2 separate regions of the Homo sapiens genome follow, and region 1 is linked to region 2. The links are chromatin contacts, found by Hi-C in ENCODE. All regions are on one chromosome and are shown on one strand. Each heading gives the region's core, a stretch centred on a gene start or an enhancer-like site at or near the end of the contact. The rest is flanking DNA. Distances are from core to core; before and after follow the strand shown.

What was found. A loop is a pair of places that touch in the nucleus more often than their neighbours do. Pooled maps may share reads with other maps.
Region 1: a loop to region 2 is called in a pooled map, with 10 times the contacts of the local background. The contact joins the promoter of BIRC2 here to the promoter of FAM76B in region 2. A Hi-C loop is called at or near these places in 4 of 50 pooled maps.

What each region holds. Positions count from the first base shown.
Region 1 is chr11:102,344,638-102,349,175 of GRCh38, forward strand. It overlaps BIRC2 (baculoviral IAP repeat containing 2), which reads left to right and starts at 2,577. Exons shown (of 9, transcript NM_001166.5): 1 at 2,577-2,739; 2 at 3,961-4,538. RefSeq lists an enhancer at 3,129-3,198.
Region 2 is chr11:95,786,823-95,791,305 of GRCh38, forward strand. FAM76B (family with sequence similarity 76 member B) reads right to left here and starts at 2,960. Exons shown (of 10, transcript NM_144664.5): 1 at 2,570-2,960; 2 at 1,677-1,741; 3 at 802-856. The coding sequence starts at 2,656. CEP57 (centrosomal protein 57) reads left to right here and starts at 3,676. Exons shown (of 11, transcript NM_014679.5): 1 at 3,676-3,921. The coding sequence starts at 3,877. RefSeq lists a silencer at 2,568-2,987 and enhancers at 3,488-3,957, 3,921-4,483.

The DNA of each region.
Region 1 (4,538 bases), core at 1,327-3,826, 6.6 Mb after region 2:
AATTTGAATCGGAAGTATCAATGAGTTCATAATATATTTGATTTAAAAGACAAAAACCAAATCAAAACAAACCCATACTAACCAGCTCTGTCCATTGAACAGGTATAGAAACAATCAAACTCATTAACAACACGACAAACATTTTTTGTTTGTTTCTTTGTTGTTCCTTGCAGCGCCAGCTTAAAGGAGACATCCAGATTATGCTCTTTAAATATCATTTCCCACTAAAGGATCCAGGGCACTTAGGAGTAATGGCTTATTATGGGTATGGAGTAAGAAATACACAAAATGAGCCTGGAAAGCAAAGACTACTAGGAAAGTATCAGAAAGACTCAGGAGCCAACCTGAGTAAACTCTCACCGGCCTAAAATAAACAACTTGAGCACTAATAGTGGTAATAGCTACAGTGGATTACAACTCACCAAACTTCTTTAAATCCCTGGATTCATAATGATGGCTGTTTACTTTTGAGGGTTTTTAAAAAAAATCCGGCAGAGATTTTTAAATAGTATATGGTAGTGATCTAATTTTATTTTCCATTAGAATAACCATTCATTCAGCATTACTTATTGAGTAATTAATCATTTTCTCATTAATACATAATGCCAGTATATCAAATTCCCAAATACATAGATATGGGTCTCTTCTTGGGGCTCTGTATCTCCTTCCTTTAATTGTCCATCTTAGGGCGTTTAATAATACAAGACTGTCTCAATTACTATGGCTTTATTGTAACTCATTACCTGGTAGGACAAGACCTTCCAATCTTACTTTTCTTCTTCAAAATTGTTTTAAATACTGTAAATTTTTTTTCTACATAAATGTGAAAAACGTTAGAAGGGCAACTGCAGCAGACATACATAGCTTATTTTTTTAAGATTAACAGCAACTTTATACTAGCAAAATGAAAAAAAATTAACTGAATAAACAGGTAACTGAATTAACTAGCTGTAACACTAGACTACAAAGTTATACAAGATTAAAAGTTATGAGGTACTATTTATTATATGTAAATATTACAAATATTTTTTGTTAAAAATATCTAAGGCTTTTGAGTTTTTGAAATGCAAGCTTTCCCCTATACTTAAGTATATTCATTATCTTACTGCTTTGGTCAGGACAAGAACTGAAAAAGAGAAATAATCTTGAGTTCAGAATGAACAATTCTTGCTATATATATTTTCCCACATGTGTTAGGAATGTTCTGTAAACCTTCCGAGAAATAGTGACTTGAACTAAATACTAAACTACTACCAAGCCCCAGGTGCATTTTTGGAAGTTTTTAGTCATTGGGAGCCATGGCATTTCTTTTCTCTGTATTACAAACTGTTACACTCACTTTCTTTGACTATTAACATTGGAACAGTAGACCTCCTGTTCTGTGACTGACTGGCAGGCAGAAATGACACAGACAGGAAATGGGAAATGGTTCAGGGTCTTGGAATTCCCCCGGCTCCCTAATTAAGTGGCTTGCTATTTGGAAGTTTTTTAAATATTTGCCCCTTGGAGTTCCCCAGAGAGAAGCAAGCATCGGATTCAACGGGCAAAGAGCGTCAACTTCAAAAGTCGTTCGTTGGTTGTCATACCACAAACATTTACTGCACGACACTGTGTCTATGGCACTATTGGGGGAGTATGGCGGGGGGATACAAAAGGTCCATGACTAGCAAAAGCCAAGGGTTTTTATTTACAAATTTTCTATTACCTAAGCATTAAAAAAAATTGGGCTCCTCTCTGGTTTATGTACAATTATATGTGCATGTACACCAATACACAGGCAGACGTATATATTTCATTTTATTGAAACATTCAGAAAATACTGGGAGTGAAGCCTGACTTGCAATACAGTTCTCTTTGCTGGCAATGAGCATCTGAAATAATGACACTTTTTTCTTTAGTGCATATGAACTGTTTGTCTCCAGAACAGAAAACCAAAAGTTTAAAAACAAGATACTCCCGTTGACATCAAGTCTTCAGAATTATTCATCTGATGCTTCCTAGTTTCCAAAGTTTCGCTTTTTTCGATTTGCACAGGCAGCTGTTGAACGCTGATGCTACACAAACGGTTACAATTGTTTACTTAAGCAAAAAATGCCACCAGACTGACTCCATCCTCAAAATGCAGTCATCTGGACGGGGGGAGGCATCACACTTGGGGAGCCTTGCCAGGGGCCAGATCATAACCCTGAGGTGACACAGGGTAGGACGCGCAAAACCACCGGCGCCAGGGCGTTTCCGCAGGGTTTCCCAAAACTCAAACGCAGCGGCTCACGGTTTGCCACGTCCCCCAGGAGAATGGTAGACACAGAGAGGAAATGTGGAGAGGGCACAAACCGCAAGGTGAAGAAAACGAACAAACACCGAGTTGATACGGATAGTCCCCGTTCCCCTGAGGGCCGACCCCGTGACTCCCGATGAGCGTCCAGTTGCGCCGGGCATCCTGGCCTCCCAGCGTCTTTCCCGGAGGTTCATCGCCGCACGGCGGAAAGCGCTCTCGGTTCCGCTTTCCGGCCCCAGCCTCCCGGGCGCCCTCGCGCGGCGGCTAACGCTGGTCCTCGGCCGGGCGCGCTGACGTCATCGTGCGTCAGAGTGAGCCCGGATGGGGCGGCGGGCTTCGGGAGCGCCCGGGCTGATCCGAGCCGAGCGGGCCGTATCTCCTTGTCGGCGCCGCTGATTCCCGGCTCTGCGGAGGCCTCTAGGCAGCCGCGCAGCTTCCGTGTTTGCTGCGCCCGCACTGCGGTGAGTGCTGCTCCTTCCGGGCTCGGGCGGCGTGGGGCGGGTGGGGACGCGAGGGCCCGCGGGGGCCCACTTCCCTGATGTGGCGGCGAACGAGGAAGGACGGGGCCTGAGGCCCTTCGGCCAAGGGTCGAGGGTCGCCGGGGGCTCTCTGCTTTCTACTCTCGCCAAGGTTTTATTGGATTCGGAAGCCCCAACTTCGAGACTTGCAGTCAAAGCGATTTTTAAAATGACTTGTTTTCAAGCCTCTGGCCGCCGCCCACTCTTCTGGCCCTTGGACTTTGACCAAGATGTTTTCTCGCAGTTTTTGCAAGGTTTTAAACTTAGCCCTCGGCGTTCTTTTAATGTAATACATTGAAACGAAGATATTTCGGTGGCGGCGATATTTCATATTTCATAGTTGCCACTGCGCTCTGTCATTCCAGTAGTCGTCTGTTGTGTATTGTGAGAAGCAACTCTGGGAAATTATTGGGTAAATCCCATAGTTTCTATTCTTTTCCCTTCCATCCTATCCCCTGCCCAGCTGCAATTTGCGTAAAGAGAATGCAGCAGTGCGGTGCACGTAGATAAAAATCTTTCATTTAAAGATAGGATATAAGACCGGGTGTAATTAAAGCAATCATGCCAGTGGTCGTAGTGCCGGAGCCACTGTTTCACAGGCCACTGTGTTAGGTTTTGTTTTCGAGTTGCTTTCTGTGGTCGTTGCTTTGAAATTGTAAGGGAATGGCAGAGTTTAAGAGTTTATATTAATGAACTCGTGGTGCATTTTACTGCAGTTTTCCTAGTCGTGGAGAGACTTGATATTACAAACTAACGTTGCTGTCTTAATTCCTGCTGTACTGCTGCTGACAGGGTGTAGTGGAGTGTCTGTCTGTCTTTTTAACCAATGTGCCTTTGCCTCCAGCAGAGTGCCAGAGTTACCTTTAGGCCAGAAAAGGGGAGGAGAGCAAGGACAAAATGTTTCCTGTGTGAAAATTTCCATCTGTCTCTGAAGTTGTGCGTTTTAAAGACACGTATAGTTAGTGCTATGGGGAGTATGTTGCATTTACTTATTTTAATTAATAGCTTTTTCATTTAGAAAGTTGTGACAAATTGCTGGAATTAAGATGTATTATCTAAAGTGTGAATTATTCTTAGACTTTACTGAATAAATTGAAGAGTATGTAAGTTCTATTTGGCATGCACATACAGTTTTCTAAAATACTTTTTGTTTTTTCTTTTCAGATTTACAACCCTGAAGAATCTCCCTATCCCTATTTTGTCCCCCTGCAGTAATAAATCCCATTATGGAGATCTCGAAACTTTATAAAGGGATATAGTTTGAATTCTATGGAGTGTAATTTTGTGTATGAATTATATTTTTAAAACATTGAAGAGTTTTCAGAAAGAAGGCTAGTAGAGTTGATTACTGATACTTTATGCTAAGCAGTACTTTTTTGGTAGTACAATATTTTGTTAGGCGTTTCTGATAACACTAGAAAGGACAAGTTTTATCTTGTGATAAATTGATTAATGTTTACAACATGACTGATAATTATAGCTGAATAGTCCTTAAATGATGAACAGGTTATTTAGTTTTTAAATGCAGTGTAAAAAGTGTGCTGTGGAAATTTTATGGCTAACTAAGTTTATGGAGAAAATACCTTCAGTTGATCAAGAATAATAGTGGTATACAAAGTTAGGAAGAAAGTCAACATGATGCTGCAGGAAATGGAAACAAATACAAATGATATTTAACAAAGATAGAGTTTACAGTTTTTGAACTTTAAGCCAAATTCATTTGACATCAAGCACTATAGCAG
Region 2 (4,483 bases), core at 1,710-4,209:
GGGCAGTTTAGAGCGTTAAAGTTAGCATTTTTGACCAATAATAAATAATATTGGTATAATATACCTATAATGATTGTAGTATACATATAAGACAATTTGTACTAGGATTGGGTCATGACTTCTGTGAATAAATATCTTTAATTGCGCTGTTTTATAAAAATAGTTCTGAGGAGGCTGTTCTGAAGTGGGCTAAAGTCTGATGATGCAAACTTTATGGATAAGTTCTCCATAACCAAGAATTTGCTATATTTGAATCTCTAAAGAACAGCTTCACAAATTTCACACTGGATTCAATACATGTAAAACAGGTATATAATTTGACTGTTTTTAAATGTTATCACCTTTCCATCAAAGTATCTATAGAAAATGTCTTTCATAAAATATGGTATGTTGAAATATCTAAGAGCATAGCAGTAGTTTTTTTTTTTCGAGACGCAGTCTCGCTCTGTCCCCCAGGCTGGAGTGCAGTGGCAGGATCTCAGCTCACTGCAAACTCCGCCTCCTGAGTTCACGCCATTCTCCTGCCTCAGCCTCTGGAGTAGCTGGGACTACAGGCGCCCACCACCATACCCGGCTCATTTTTTTTTTGTTGTATTTTTAGTAGACATGGGGTTTCACCGTGTTAGCCAGGATGGTCTCCATCTCCTGACCTTGTGATCCGCCCTCCTCGGCCTCCCAAAGTGCTGGGATTACAGGCGTGAGCCACTGTGCCCAGCCAGCAGTACATATTTTTTTAAAAGGTCCAGCTTTATGAAAAATATTAACTGGTAACAATGACATGAAAACATAAGACATACTTACCGTCCCAAATTGCTTCACATTTTGAGCACACTTCTTACAAATTGTGTTAGTTTTGCTGAAAAATAAATTGTATATAGATCATGTTTATGTAGCTTTCTAAAGTAATTAGCACAATGTCAAAATAAAATGAGTCAAAGATTTGTTGTACTTAAAACTTTAATAAGGACCACGGATTTTTTTCAAATATACAAGGATATTTTCAGAGTTGTTTTACCCAAATTAACTTATGACAAATGTTTTTATACATTTTTATTGCATATTACTTTTTGTAAACAAAACATCTTAATGTTTCCTATATAGCTCCAAAATCTTCACACTTGACACTATTACTGCACAGCATTACAATACCAGTGCCTACCTAACCTTCCACTTGGCTACTGTCCAACATTATAATGCCCACACCTATTTATGAAGAAATTATTTGTTCTTTTCTGAGGCTACTTTCTGTATATACTCTCAGAGTGGAACTGTTAAAAATGTTACGTACTACTCCTCTTCTATGTAACAAATTATTAGATTTTCACCTTGGAAGGCAGTTGGTAACACTACAGACCTTTCCTCAGATCCATTAAGGCTTTACCATTTTTTTTTAGTTTAACATAACTGTTTACATTTGCATTTTCATTAGCAAGGCTGTACATTTTCCATGTAGTATTATTCCTTCTCTCATATAAAGTCTAACTGTAAATTAACCACCACTGGTTTTTTTCGCAACATTCTCTCTCCCACCATGTATAAAAGGTTTACAACTTAAAATTTCTGGGGCTAAACCATTTTTTAAAAATACTTTCATAAAAACATGGGATTACAACCCCCAAGTATTCCATAAAGACAACACTTGTCTTTAACAGTCAAAAACTATTCAGTATACAAACCTCTCTTGTTGAAATTCTGATCTGCAGTAAGTACATTTTACAATAGGATGTGCAATCCGACATTCCTGTAATAAGACAATACATTAGTCAGTATCTTTCTGAAAGTCCCAAATCTCACTTTTCTGGTAGAAAACTGTTTACCCAACCTAGTGAAAGTCTAAAACATTTATAAAACCTGGCCCCAACGTAAAGAACTGGATGCTTTATCATATAAGTGGCCAATCACAATATAATTCCTTAGGGAAGGCACAGGTGTCTTTGTCTTTAGTAGACGTGGGGGTATATTACAGACAAATTAAGAAAGCTGTCAGGGCCTATTTCAAGGATTGGTTAAATGTGAAACTACTTATTATTTTGCACCGTTGCTCACAGACAGCATCCAGGCTTTAATGGGATGGGAGGAGCTCCAAATCAGAGCATTCTGTTCCCAAACCAGTCGCTTCGCTTTCCTGGACAGGGAAGAAGGATGCCATCAGCTTTGCGGCTTCGGGTTCCTAGCAAGAAAGTGCAAAAACCGTCCCCTGCCTCCTGGTGGAAGAAGAGGACAGACCAGGCAGAAAACCGAGATGAAAACATCTCCACCCCTGGGTCTCTGCGGCATAGACAGGTGGCTGCCTCACTCAACCCCACTCCTGAGACCCCCAGACGCTGACGGGGCCCGGCACCCTCCTGGGCCGCCTGGAAAAGGGCACGATTCTGCCTCCCTTTCAGGGTCCGTTCCCAGCTAATGTTCAAGCCCCCAGAAAAAGGGGTCCCCGAGTGGGGAGGCGAGGGCTCCAGACTCCCAAACCCCTGAGGCGCCGGCGAAGAGGGGCTGCAGTGCAGCGGCTACCCGGCCCCCTCCGGCTACGGCCGAGGACACCCATCCCGCCCGCCTCCCGGAGCCCACGGACCTTGCAGAGCTGCTGGCCCTGGGAGAGCTCCTCGAAAGGATAACGCTGGGTACACTTGGTGCAGGCGTACAGGGCCGAGGCCGCCATCCTGCTCCTCAGTCTCCTCCTCCGCCGCCGCCCGCTCCGAGGCGGGGCCCTACGGAGAACCCGAGAGCCGCCGCCGCCCGGGCCGCGGGCTCCTCCTCCTCCCCCTCCCCCTGCCTCGCGCCCACCAGGGCCTCGCCGCGAGAGCCCAGGGCCCCGCGGACGACGCCACCGTCTCCCTCCGCCTCCACTTCCGCCCCAGCCCACCCAGTGACGCCGTGCCAGCCGCTCCCGCTTAGGCCCCGATAGCGGCGGAGGGAGACGAAGCGGGTAGGGGGTTGCTGTTTAGCTGTGCGGCCGTGGATCCGCTTCCTTCTCGGCCTCCCTTTCCCATCCCTGATTGGCTGCGAAGGCTATCGCGTCATTCGATGGCTCCTCCCAACTCCCAACTTCCGCGACGCAGGAAGCGCCCACAAAGGGAGGATGTCGCCGGCCAATGACATCCCGGAGCTCTCAGCGCGCGAAATCCGCTTTGAACCTGCCCCGCCCAAAGGTCTGCGGTCGCGGCTATTTCTAACAGCCAGTCCCAGGTTTGGCTGAGAGCGCCCCAATCCAATTGAGCAAATGTTCGCGAAAGGCTCGTTCTCTGCCGCAACTTTTTTTCCCTTGCTTTCTATTGGACTAAATCGTTAAGTCCCTCCTAATCCTATTTGTTATTGGCCAAAAGGTAAATACTTCACCTGGAGAGGCGTCCCCGAGGCAAATTCACGCTCTCTCCGGCGTTTAATCCGAGGGAACTCGTGGAGTGCTTTAACTTCGCCTTCGCTTTTGTTTTATCTCCATTACTCCCTTCAGTTGCCACTGGCGACACCACTACTCGCCCACGCTTCTTACTGGAGGAGGCCCGACCCTCCGTAGAATCCCCGCAGAGCCGGCCTGTAACCCCGGCGTTGTCTGCCCCAGCGGGCCCCGTTACGCGCTACCTTGTGACGTCACCAGGGAAGAGGCGGATTCTCTCCTACTACAGAAAGACGTCTGCTGTTTTGATTGGCTAGGAAAGACGTCCGTTAGGACGTGTTGCCCTTTCTGTGTAAGCTGTGAGCGTAGGCGGCCCTGAGGGGGTGTGTTGCAGGGGTTTCCAAGCCCAGCACCAGCACCCTTGCCCTTTTCCATCAGGGGTTCAGCCTAGGGTCCCCGCTGGTGGGCGGCTCCCGAGTCTTGGAGAAGAGCACGAGAACCTAGACCGCCCCCGAAGTGCGGAGACCCCCTGGGCAGGCTGAAAGATGGCGGCGGCGTCTGTCTCTGCGGCTTCTGGTTCTCACTTGTCGGTAAGAAGCAGTTGGCGCGAGTGGGCCCCACGTCGGCCCTAAGCGCCTCTTTGAGTTTCCTCACGTTTCAGGGCGCTGTCAGTCCAGCTTCTGACGCAATTCTGGAGGTCGGCGGGAATGCCTAGATTGCCCCGCGCTCCCCAAGCTTCCATTCACTGTGGCTGTGTCGAAGCTGCACCCTCTGGCTCCCAGTGAAACTGGGCTGGCCGCCCCTGTTCCCCAGCCCTTATTCACCTTTTGGCGTAGCAACCAACCCCGGTTGCCTAACATTCCCAAGGGCCGGCTGGGATAACTGCCCACTCCCTGGCCTGCAAAAATGTAGCTCTTTTGGTCACGTGGGTTCAGCGGCCCCTCTAGGAAACTCGCCAGATCAGGTGAGGCGCGCCAGTGTGTTTAAGAGACGTTGCAGAATAGTAGTCCGCCGTCTCTCGAGCGCTTACTAGTCGTTGCTTATGCTGTTTCCTATCCCTGCAGTGCCTCCCACTCCCATCCACATTAACTTCGTTGTGTGATGCTCGTAGCCAGAACGCGCGCTTCCTGTCACCTAGAATTACTGGAACTT